3 separate regions of the Homo sapiens genome follow, and all the other regions are linked to region 1. The links are chromatin contacts, found by Hi-C or POLR2A ChIA-PET in ENCODE. All regions are on one chromosome and are shown on one strand. Each heading gives the region's core, a stretch centred on a gene start or an enhancer-like site at or near the end of the contact. The rest is flanking DNA. Distances are from core to core; before and after follow the strand shown.

What was found. Hi-C counts contacts between places; a loop is a spot of excess contacts on that map. ChIA-PET counts read pairs that join two places held with the same protein, here RNA polymerase II (POLR2A). Pooled maps may share reads with other maps.
Region 2: a loop to region 1 is called in a map of naive thymus-derived CD4-positive, alpha-beta T cell, with 28 times the contacts of the local background. The contact joins the promoter of FTCDNL1 here to the promoter of SF3B1 in region 1. A Hi-C loop is called at or near these places in 1 of 168 maps with a recorded cell type or tissue (naive thymus-derived CD4-positive, alpha-beta T cell) and 5 of 50 pooled maps. POLR2A ChIA-PET finds 5 or more read pairs at or near these places in 1 of 52 experiments (T-cell).
Region 3: a loop to region 1 is called in a map of gastrocnemius medialis, with 7 times the contacts of the local background. The contact joins the promoter of SATB2 here to the promoter of SF3B1 in region 1. A Hi-C loop is called at or near these places in 1 of 168 maps with a recorded cell type or tissue (gastrocnemius medialis) and 9 of 50 pooled maps. POLR2A ChIA-PET finds 5 or more read pairs at or near these places in 1 of 52 experiments (CD8-positive, alpha-beta memory T cell).

Annotation. Positions count from the first base shown.
Region 1 is chr2:197,433,319-197,437,298 of GRCh38, reverse strand. SF3B1 (splicing factor 3b subunit 1) reads left to right here and starts at 2,271. Exons shown (of 25, transcript NM_012433.4): 1 at 2,271-2,327. The coding sequence starts at 2,300. RefSeq lists enhancers at 1,823-1,872, 1,893-2,202, 1,444-2,643, 2,388-2,934.
Region 2 is chr2:199,849,164-199,853,143 of GRCh38, reverse strand. It overlaps FTCDNL1 (formiminotransferase cyclodeaminase N-terminal like), which reads left to right and starts at 1,952. Exons shown (of 5, transcript NM_001363886.2): 1 at 1,952-2,404. RefSeq lists an enhancer at 1,486-2,060 and a silencer at 1,892-2,171.
Region 3 is chr2:199,455,826-199,459,805 of GRCh38, reverse strand. SATB2 (SATB homeobox 2) reads left to right here and starts at 1,867. Exons shown (of 11, transcript NM_001172509.2): 1 at 1,867-2,467; 2 at 3,710-3,937. The coding sequence starts at 3,769. RefSeq lists an enhancer at 1-280 and a silencer at 547-676.

The DNA.
Region 1 (3,980 bases), core at 1,022-3,521:
GTAAATCCAGGATTCCAAAGGCTGAGCAGCTTGGGGTCGTTGTCCAAAAACAACAATAGAGGAAGATTGGATGTAGCCAGCCTTCGCACATAAATTGACATTTTCACCTTTTCTCTGCTTCTGTTCTTCCTGGGGTCCCCAGCAGACTGGATGGTACCTGGCCACACGGAGGGCCGATCTTCCCCACCTAGCCCACTTGTACTCACACGCTAATCTCTGGAAACACCCATACAGACACACCACAAAATAGCTTTACCAGGTTTCTAGGTATTCCTTAATCCAGTCAAGTTGACACTTAAAATTAACCATCACATCTTTTTTTCTTTTTTTTTTTTGAGACGGAGTCTCGCTCTGTTGCCCAGGCTGGAGTGCAGTGGCACTATCTCCGCTCACTGCAAACTCCGCCTCCTGGGTTCAAGCGATTCTCTTGCCTCAGCCTCCTGAGTAGCTGGGATTATAGGCAGGTGCCACCATGCCCGGCTAATTTTTGTATTTTTAGTAGAGATGGGGTTTCACTGTGTTGGTCAGGCTAGTTTTGAACTCCTGACCTTGTGATCCGCCTGCCTCAGCCTCCCAAAGTGCTGGGATTACAGGCATGAGCCACCACGCCTGGCCAAAAATTTTAATTTATCAAATTTATTCCTTTACTGATGCTAATAAAAATCTGTGGTGGCTCACGCCTATAATCCCAGCACTTTAGGAGTCTGAGGCAGGAGGACTGCTTGAGGCCAAGAGTTTGAGACCAGCCTGGGGAATATAGTAAGATCTCATTCTACAAAAAATAAAAATTAGCTGGGTATGGTGGCCCATGTTGGTGGTACTAGCTACTCTGGAGACTGAGGCAGGAGAGTCTCTTGAACCTTAAGGTCGAAGTTAGGGTCAGCTGTGATCGCACCACTGCCCTCCAGCTTGGGCAACAAACCAAGACTGTGTGTCAAAAAAACAGAAAAAAAATCGTTTGTGTCACCTGATCTGAAGAAGGGAGGGAGTCTGGTGAGAGGGAAAGAGGGAGCAAGGCTGCAGGTCAGGAGTCACCAGGGACAGGTTATCTAAGCTCTCAGTCCAGTGCCATTGTCCATATATCTCCCACCTACCGCTAGCCTCAGGAAAATGGCTCCTCACTTTACCCAAAGTAGATATGGGGTCTTCCTGCAAGAGGAATACACCCATACCATTTCCCTCCCTTCAAACGACCATACTGACCCATGGTATGGTTAGTATTTGGGTTGCAGGTTTATCACATAGCGAGGTACTCCTCTCTTTGTGATGGCTCTAACCTTGATAACTACCTGTTTTCCTCGGCTGCTTCCGGGACCCATCTTTCTGAGCCTTTCTTTCTTTTTCATCGTCGAAGTCAAAGACCAGTGTGACAGTACAAGGTTATATTATAATTGATGCCCAGGAAAACAGACTGCCGTATTCTGATCTATTAAAATTCCTGATTTAGGAATACCGTCTAGGATTTAAGAGAAACATCTAATGAATGTTAATAATGACGATGAGTGGTTTTCTAGGAACCCATAAAGTAAAAGGCTTTAAAAGGGTGGCAAGATTGTCACTGTGCAACTCAGCAACGATTTGTGAGGCTCAACGAAATTCCTACCCAAATTATTTGCAATTATTAAACAGAAAGAATGAAAAATGACCTTGAATTACAGGGCGAAAGATGGGACTGTTAAGACTGTCTTCGTAACTAAGCACTGTAAAGACTGAGACAGCTGCAAGGGAAAGTTTTCCTCGAGCTCTTCCAGTGAATTTTGGGAAAAGGGATTGAATGTCTGAGGTCTCTTCCAGCTCTGAAACCGCAGCGTTTCGTACAGTGTTCATTTTTTTTTAATGGGAGGGGTCTCGGGGTCTTGCTCTGTCGCCCGGTCTGGAGGCTTGAGTACAGTGGCGCGACACGATTACGGCTCACGGCTGCCTCGAACTCCTGGGCTCAAGCGATGCTCCCGCCTCAGCCTCCAGAGTTGCTGGGACTCAGTGTCTGTTCTTAACTCCCTTCGTAGAATCCACTTTCCTCCAGGGCAAAGTTACTCACTTAAGGACCTTACGGCTCGGCTCGGGGATTTCCTGGGTCACCACGCAGGCGACTTCAGGGCCCAACCGTGTCTCCTCCCCCACCCACAATGCACCTCGCGGTTCCCTCTAGGTGGCAGTTCTGTCACGTGTCACCCGACGGAGCGCGCTCCCGTTTGGCGCACGCGCAGAGTGCAGCCCCCAGCTATTTTTCTCCGTGGCGGCGGCGACGAGCGGAAGTTCTTGGGAGCGCCAGTTCCGTCTGTGTGTTCGAGTGGACAAAATGGCGAAGATCGCCAAGACTCACGAAGGTAAGCGGTCTTTCCCTGCTTACGTGTTTTCTTCGTTGCTAGCCTAATAAAAGCCTTTTTTCCTAGGATTCTGCCTTTTTCTATGGTTTCTTTCGTAGGAGCTGAGCCCGCGTTTCGGGGCCAAGGGTCGTCTCCTCCGCGCCAGCGGCGCAGGCCACTGCCCCGCGTAATGGCGTCCTCCTCTTACACCCCCGACAGGCGCTTTGTTCAGTGTTTGGGACCTGCTACTTCAGAGTAGCTTCTCTTCTCTGACCAGAGGGCCTCGTTTAAGCGGCTTCCTCAGTAGGATTCGTGGGCAAGGGATCGGGGAAGCGGGCGTGGGGAGAAGGTCTCACTCGCCTCTCGACACTGTCGTCCCCATAGTTTGTGCAGAAGAGGGTCAGAAAAGCACTGAAATACGGCAGCCGCTTTTCCGGCAGACTGAATCGAATTTGGTTAAACCGAGATTCCGTTACTCCTACCCTTGTGTGTCTTCAAGCGTCAGTTACTTGTTTATTTTTCTTGCACGAAACGATTTGGGGATAAAATCTGGTAGTTGTTTTCCCTCCCTTAGTCACTTTTAGTATAATATTGATCTTTTTCTTTGGAGACTGGTTATTGGAGGAGCAGATGGAAGAGGAAAACATAAATTACTTTCATTAATGGCCGAAGCTTTCAAGCTAGTTGATCGTTTTATGGAATACAGAGTGTGCAAATTAGGAAAACGTTGGGAATAGACTGGAGTTCATTAGGAAGTATCCAGAGATGACAGAAAATGGGATCACTTTTCAGAAAAGACGAGGCATGAGAAGTTGGAACTGCATTCTTTGATTTCTGACTTGGAATCCGAGATTTTCACTGAGAACGAGACTTCTAAGTCACTTTTGTTTCATATGTTCTTTCTGGGTATTTGGCTCGGTATTAGTCTGTGAGAGGTAAGAGACTGAGGCCATCCAAAATTTTACAGTCTGATAGGAGAAACAGATGTGTATGTTCTCATTCTCTCATGAGGCCAGATGCATGCTTAAGTAGAAGAAAAAGCAGCATGTTCTGGGAACCTGGGTAACGGAATGATTATGTTTAGGGTTGTTTCACTGAGGAGGTTACATGACCGTGTTTTAAAAGGATCAGTCAGTTTTAAATCGGGAAGGACATCTGAGCCTGAGAACATCTTGTAACAAGGTATTGAATCGTGAAAGGTGTGTTTGAGTAGTAGTCCACTGTAGCAGGAACAGAGGGTGCAAGTAGAGAAGAAATAAATGAATCTGGAAAGGTTGGATTAGGACCAGAATGTGAATGGCTTTGAATAGTTGGGTCACCCAGAGGACCTGAAGTCCAGCTTTCTGCTATTTATCAAACATGCTAATGAATTGTCAATGACTTTAATATTAGTATACCATTTTAGGTATTTAGGATTTAAATGCTCTCTTAGTATTCCTAGGCTTTATTATTTTGTCTTTAGACTATCTCAAATATAACCTTTTGCAAAGTAAGTAGAAAATATAAAGTTGTGCTGTTTTTGTTCATTCAGGATGTTATTCATTTGGGGATATTGATAGTATAGCTTTGATACTTATTTATTGGTAACTTCAGTATAAGATGCCCTCAGACAGGAAAATCAGAATTCTGATCAGTTTTCCTGAATTTTTTAGAAACCCAGCTAAAAACTTTGGT
Region 2 (3,980 bases), core at 703-3,202, 2.4 Mb before region 1:
TAAGTTAAATAAAAATGAGAGACTTAAGATGCACACAGAAATGTGACATAAAGCTCTTTTATGTAGTGAAATGGGCAGGAGTACATGCGGTACACCTAAAGTAACCGATGGTAACTTTCCATTCTTGAAGAGAACAAAATAATACTTTCAATCGTATCGCTAAACTTCTCATGGGACAGGTTGGTATGTGTCTCCTTGTATTTTCCAAAAATACATGCTTACCCTCCTCAGGCAGGGGCCGGATGCTGCCCCCCACAAAGAACACTGGGGCCCTGCTTTCTCTCCATTTGGGTTTGAAGTGAGTAGAGTGGAGAAAGGGATGCTTTCAGAAATGTTATCTTACTTAATGCCCCCATAGCCTGTAGCTCCGTAAGGAACAGTCTCTCGGGAGAAAGAGAGGATTAGGAGCTGTGGGGGGAAAAGCTTTCCTTCTGGCAGTTTCTACAGCTAGAACCATGAAGCCCCCAGGTGTCACACTGTTTTCTCTGGAGAAATATTATAAGATTAGATGTAATGTTATTACGCTGTCTCATTTGGCAAGTAGTATCATTATCCGATTGTTTGGAAAGGTGAAATACAGGGGATTCTGGTTCTTTGCCCTACCATGGAAGGAACATTTGGACACCACATTACTTTTTTTGGAAAACGGAAGCTAAAGCTAGAGGCCAAAAAAGCTCTCAAAAGAGAAGATGAAGAAAGTTAGGAATATTGGTCTGATTAAAAAGCTCTCAAAATTATCTAGTGAATGCTGACATTAGATAGGTATTGGTCTTTAGGTAATAACATGGGTATGTATCTACTTTATGCACTTCTATGCAGATTTAGTAGAAAAAAATACCTAAATATATATTTAATTCCATAGGATCCCAGTGCATTTTGAGGATTTAAACAGATAAGCCAACCTCAAAGGGACTGATTCTTGCAACTAAAACACAGACACCTCTGGGGTGAAATGTGGCAACAGTTTGACAGGCATAGCAGTAGCTTAGGCCAGAAAGGATTTATCCAATTAAAATTATGGGATGAATTTTGGCTGGCAGAATGTAATTACCAGCCTTGGAATGGATCCAGGATCCTGAGGTTAACACCCCTCCTCTTGCCAACAACCCTCCTACCTGCCAACACTCCGAGATGGAGAAGGCTGGATCTGACATAATCGCACATAATACTGTTGTGACATCTAAGTACAATGATGATGATGTGAGAAGCATCATGAACCTGATTTTTTTTAACACTCATTATGTTACTTATTTTTATGCCACATTAGGCTAGAAACCAAATGTCCACATAAATGTTAATTTCCTCAAATCTGTGTTTAAAAATTATAATTAGAAAATAAAAAATAGATTTAAAAATTAATTTATTCCGTCAAAGTAGTTATTTAGTGATTATTTCACTACAGGAACAAAATTGGATCAAAATGGTGACATTTAATCCTTGCTACACGAAAAAAAAAAAAGCAGGTCCTGATTTTTTGGAAGCGAAATGTGTTTTCAAGGTTGAGTGGCCTAGAAAAAAAGGAAATGCGGAAGCCTGATTCATATTCGTTGTAACTTTGACTAAATGGGTATGCGCAAGGACTGCTTTTGTCCCGGGGTGGGTCCAGTTCACAGTCACGGGGGGCACTAATCCTCCAGGAGGGGATTTACCAGAAGGGTGTGTGTGAGTGCGTGTGTCCCTTCCAAGGAAACGAGAGAAGAGCCCCCTGCTGGTGCATGATCAATAGGCAAAGACCTGATCATTAGATGCCAATGCCCCTTTAAAGTCATTAATTGACTAGAGAATTGTGGAGGGTCTGGCGATACGGAAGAGCAAACGAAAAGGCAACACTGATAAAAATCTGAAGCGTTCAAGGACGCCAGGCACGTGGTGCCGGGTCAGGGAGGGAGAGGCAGAGCCAGCCCGGTCGGTGTGCGGCTGGGGTGGGGCGCGCTCCGGGCGTCCGGGAGGCGGAGCCGGCGGCAGACGCTGCGCGCGGGCCACGCGCGGCGGCGGAGGCTGCGCGCGGGCCACGCGCGGCGGCGACTTGGGCTGGGCGGTCGCCCTGCCCCACCGCCCTTCGGCGCTCGCAGGTCCGCTCCCCTCCCAAACCGCAGAGCGGCAGGCGCGGCCGCTGGTTCGAGAGCTCGGCCGGGGCAGCGCAGCCGCCGGCTGCCCCTCGCTCCCAGGCGCCACAACCCCGCGCCCTCGCCGCTGCTGCGTCCCGCGAGACCTGTGGGGAGGCCGGGAGTCACTTCGGGTTCCCTTTCAGCCCACGTGGTCCTGGGACACTCCACCCAGGAACCTAGTCGGCACCGCGCAGGGAATCCCAGCAGCGGGGTTCTGGCCCCAGCACGCGTTGCGGCAGCCTGGCGAGCGTCCTTGCGGCCTCCAAGTGCCGGTGGGGTGCGTGCGCAGGGGGCAGGTGAACTGCTGCACTTTGCACTTGCTAGGCTAGGTTCTCCGCGGGTGGGGAGGCGCGGGGGCGGGGGACGGCCGAGTGTTTAATCTATCACCAGAGGTCATCCAATGGTAATTGAAGGATGAGCTGGGAGGACTAGGATCTCCCTGTCCCAAACACAGAGTGTTTTGGGGGGCTTGCGTTTGGGTCACTTTCTGAGCCTGGTACTGCCGCTCATTTCAGCTTCGCTGTGAAGGTGAATTTTTCTAACACCATCTTTGTGTGATTTAGCTGTCCACAGGGAATCAAAATGTGGAATGAGAGGATGAAACTAATCCTTTCTTTTGCACTGTTAGGGGTTGCCATAAACACCATTTGTTAAAAAGCATAATTATGTTGGGAAAGTGCCTGATGAGACAATTAAGCTGCATAAACACACTGAAAACAAATGAAAACCAGAAGACGCCCACACCCCTTGTGTAAAGCAATTTTTTGTTTACATAGAAACGAGAGGTCTGGGTTGCTTTATTACAACAATGTTATTAATATCTAGAAAAACCTAATGACAGAATTTTTATGAATTTTCAGTGATGAGATGATGGACATGATATGAAAACCTGCCTGCAAACCTGAGCTAGCTACGAAGCCTGAGCTCTCTCTAGGTTAAGATGATTAGGCCAACGAATGATCCTGGCGAACAAGCCAGTGGATTTATTGAGGGAGAGCACCATTATTTGCACCAGAGCACTTTTAGCTTAAACTCTAAAGTTTAACGCGTGTCTCAGAGTTAGACCACTGTGGTTGGTATCCCTCACACAGGGAACAGTGGTTGGTATCCCTCACACAGGGAACATTACCTGTCAGAAAAAGACCCTCATTAAATATTTGTTGAATGAATTCATGAGGGCCTCATCTATTTTTAGTTATGGTATTTAAAAGAGACCAAAGTTATGAGGTCCTGAACTTGAAGAGGGAAATTATTTTCTTATTATTTTAAGATGTTTTAATTCCTTTAGATCATGAATATCATTTGAAGTATGGAAAGATGTGTCAAAAATGCTATTCTAGAGTACTAAAAAGTATCAAAGCAACCTCCAAAACCTGTATAATTAATTTTCAACAAAAATCACATTTTTGATATTATTGAATAATATGTATCAGAATATGTATCATCTTTCAAGTTACAGAATTTTGTAAAAAGACTTTAAACTGATTTAGAAACTTTGGTGGAACAAGGAGGAACTTAGACAATTGTCATGTAAACCATCCAAATGGCTTCCTTATTTATTTGTATAATGTCCATGGCATGGCCTGTAGACACTTTCATTTTTGCTGCAAGAATTTCTTTTATAAGAATCCACATATTAAATAATCTTCCTCATTTTCTTTTTCTGCATTTCCCCACTAAGTCTAGTTTAACAACAAAAAAAACATACCTGTTTGTAAAATAGTACAGACCTTGAAAACAGGGATAAGGCTAAGGAAAACTATGCTTAAAATGGGATAACATACTTTAATGAAAAACTTTCACTTACATGATGAAATTCACGCTGAGGACCCTGCCAGGTATTTTCCAGTGTCGTTACAAGGTTTATATGTA
Region 3 (3,980 bases), core at 618-3,117, 2.0 Mb before region 1:
CTTTTCGCAGTCTCTGCTCCCAGCAGGGATTTACAGAACTGCTCCCGAGAGCGTTTCCCGAAACCGAACTTAGTTTGGCCCTCTGGCGCCGCCGTACAGTCAACGCTTCTTAAGGGGGATCGGTGGCTCTTGCTGCGGGAGATGTGGGAGAGCCCTCGGGGTCCTGGGGATTAGGAGGGAGAGTCAACGTGTGCGGGAGGGACATGAGGTGCAACCAGTTGAGGGGGGATTCTCTGGCCTCAGGGCCGGCGGGGATGCGTCCACATTTTCTCGCCTAAGGTCCTAGCGGCTAATGTCCGCCGACGCCCCGGGTATCTCGCGGGGGCTGCGGCCCCTGCCCACGTGCTTTTCCTTAAGGAGGCAGCGCGCCCAAGCGGAATCGCAGGGACAAAAGCGCGGCCAGAGGCCAGCCTGCTCGGCTAGTGCCCGCGCCACCTTAAATGAGCACCGCGGCCGGAGTCGGGCTGCCGGCGGCCGCGGCCGCGGGAGTCGGCAAAAGTTTGTGGCTCTGTTACGCCTTCGCGGGACCTGCTGGGGACGCTCCTGTGCGGCCTCCCCCCGGGCGGGGAGGCCGGGTCCTCAGGGCACAGCTCTGTTGGCGCCAGCAGCCCTGGGCTCGAGCAGCTTGGGGTCCCCAGGAGCCCCAGTCCTGTAGCCCGAGGACAGGCAGCCCCACCGCCCTCGCCGCCACCGCGTCACGGGCTCCAGGCGGCCCGGTTTGCACCGCTCGCGATGTCGCCGGAGCGGCGAGCGCTCCAGCGATGCCATCCAGGGATGCACCCCGCTCTGCATCCACCACGCAACCCCCATTCCTGTGCCACCCACAGCCCGGCGGGCAGTGGCCGTGCTCCTGGCATTCGGGACACCCCGACTATTGTTCCGGACTCGCGGCCGTGCCAGCTTTGAAGGAGAAGCGGCCTTCCCTGCGCGCGCGGCGGCACGAAGCGCGGCGGGCCGGGACGTTCGGCTCGGCGCGGAGGGGGAGCTCGCAGGCACCGGGAAAAGTTGCTCGGAGGGGCGGAGGCGGTGGGTGGTGGGCGGAGGCGGTGGGTGGGGGAGGCGATCGCCCTCCTATCTCCAAAGTCGAAAGTACTCCGCGCAGTTAACAGAGCTGGGAGCCGAGGCAGCCGCGGTCGCCTCTTGCGCGTCGGTCTGCGTCTCCGCCGGCAGACGCGGCACCCAGCGACTGCCTTGTCGCCGCCGCCTCCGCGCCGGGACGAGTGCGCCTAGGGGCTGGGCGAGGCGGCCGCGCCCTGGACCCGCCACAAGGAGGAGGACCAGACCCTGGGCCCCGGTGCCCGCCTGCGCCCAGACGCACCCACCCGCTGGCCGCGGCCACCGCCTCGCGCCGCACTCGGTTCTCTGCCATCGGTCCTTCGCCGCCTCGTGCATGAGGTCCTCGTCACCCCGCTCCGACCGCCGACTCTCCCCTTCCTCTTCCCTCCTCCCTGCCTCCCACCCGCCCCTCGCCTGTCCCTCTGCCTCCTTCGCAGCCCCGCCGCCGTTGGGTCGCCGTGCTCACAGCGATTGATTGATTGATGTTTAATTTCCTGCCAGGCGGGGCCCCCCTCCCCCCGCAACCTCCCCAGCCCTCCTCCCCGCCCCCCACTCCCCTCTTTTCTTGCGGTGGACCAGTCTGGCTTGGGTTTAGATCCATCCCCCCCACCCCCATCCCGAAATAATCCAGAGACTTCCCCTACCCCCACCCCAAATTATTATTTTGAAGGCGCTAGATCTGGGGACCGAAAGGGGGAGGGGGAGAAATCGGAAACCGAGGACAACCCAAAAGGACTCACTTTGCCTGATGACTCAACGCAACTAATAATCATCTCCCTCTCAGTGTGTCTCTCTCTGCGGCTTGTCAGTGAGTCCGGCTCTGGCTGCTGGCAGAGGCGGCCGAGAGGGGAGAGGCTGGAGGTGACAGCTTGGGCGGCCGCCGCGTTTCCTCCCGCGCGCGGTCCCGGGTCCCTGCGTCTTCTCGGCTCTTGGTGTTACCGGTCCCACCGCTCTGGCCGCGCCTCCTCGCGAGCTAGCCGCCCTGCGAACCAGCAGCCCCGGCTCGCCGCCGCCGCCGCCGCCTCCGGGTTCTCAGCCCTTTCTCTCCAGAACGGGTCTCCTTCCCGAAGGTGTGAAAAGGCTCTTTCAGCCTCCTTCTCTTCCCCCCTCCTCCGCCGTCCCCTCCCCCGCTCGCTCGGGTGTCCCTTTGGAGGAGTCCTTTCCCTCTCCTCCTCCTCCCCCTCCTCCCTCCCCCCATCATCATCATAACAACCATCTCCGCACCAGAAGAAGACACCCTGACCCAGGACCTTAAACATTAGGACCTGGGGAAGAGGGAAGGGGAAGGAGTAAAGAGGAAGACTAGGAGAACACTGCAAAGCCAAGCACCAGAAACTTTCCACCCTGGATTCTCTACTTTTGCTCCATGGACAGAGCCCCAGTCAGCCAAGTTTCAGACAGACCGTGAGCAGTAAGTACGCAGGGCGAGGGCTCCCGCGCCGCGCTCGGGAGTTCGGGGAAGCCCAGGGCCAACGAAGTCCCCTCCCCGCCGCTCTCGGCCTCTCGGACCGCGAAGTCGGGGAATGCAGGCGGAAGCCTCGCCCTCAGCCCTCCTGCTCCGTGTCTTCATCTCGCATCCTTCCTTTCACCTCCCCCTGCCACCCCCACCTTGTCTCCTTGACCCGTGGCGCCGACACTGCTCGCGCGGCCAGAGCGCCCACGAGGATTCCCAGCGCGCACGCAGTACGGTGCCGGGGTCTTGCTTCTTGCGGGTGTCAGTGACAACGCGAGCGCCGTTTCATCAGGTGTTTCCCCTCCTTCCCCGCCCCCCCCCACCCCCCCAATCCAGGGGTGTCGAGACCTGCGGCTTCCGTGGGGAGCGCACTGCCAACCTAGTGACCCAGAGGAAAACTTTCTGGAGCGATGTTAAAATTGGGGCGGATGAAGGCTGCTCTTGCACTAAGAATTCAAATGCTTTTTGCTTTTGTGTTTTATATTGAAGAGCTTTAAAAAAGCACTGGGGATCAGATGAAGATAAGAACGCTCCAAAATAATAACGATTGTAGCGCCCGCCTTTGTGATGGAGGTTATTCTGATAAATACCTCCAAGTGTTTTCGGATGCTTATTAATGTGGAATTAGGGTTGATTTTATGCAGGTGTGTGCTTATCTCAGGACTTGCTCCGTATAGGTAAAAAGCGGGTATTCAAGGGGTTCTTTCGCCCGGCCTTTGGCTCCTGCCTGGCCATTCACAGCGCATTTACCGGGTGGTTAATTCGGTTATGGACTTGCGCACACCCCCAACTCCCTTCCCATGTGGGTGGAACGTCTTTTTCTGAAGTTCACTTATTCCGCAACCCTGACCCCGGGACGGGCTAGGCTGTAGCACCCAGGAACGGTTTATGCCAACCCCGTCCCAATGAATGGACCACTTCTAGGCGCCCCTGGGTGCCAACCCCGGCCGCGACCCCGAGGGCTGACTTCTGGGGAGCTGCGACTGGGCAGAGTCGCCGAACCGAGGCGCTGGGCTTCCTGGGGGCCGCCCAGTGTAAGGTTGGGACCGGCTTCCCGGCTCGGGCCCCTCGGGCAGCGTGGGAGGAAGTTTGTGTGGCTGTGGTGCAGCGCTCTGCCACTGGCCTGAACGTCTATCACGTGTATGAGCGGTTTTCCCTCTTTTTTCTCCCTCCCCCTTCCTCCCCCCACCCCCTCCCTAGGTCCCTGTGCGTTTTATTGCGACCTGCCGGTGGGAACTTTGTCTCCGAGTCGGAGCAGCATGGAGCGGCGGAGCGAGAGCCCGTGTCTGCGGGACAGCCCCGACCGGCGGAGCGGCAGCCCGGACGTCAAGGGGCCTCCCCCAGTGAAGGTGGCCCGGCTGGAGCAGAACGGCAGCCCCATGGGAGCCCGCGGGAGGCCCAACGGCGCCGTGGCCAAGGCCGTGGGAGGTAACAGCCCGGAGCAGGGAGGCGCGCAGCCCGCGGCCCAGTG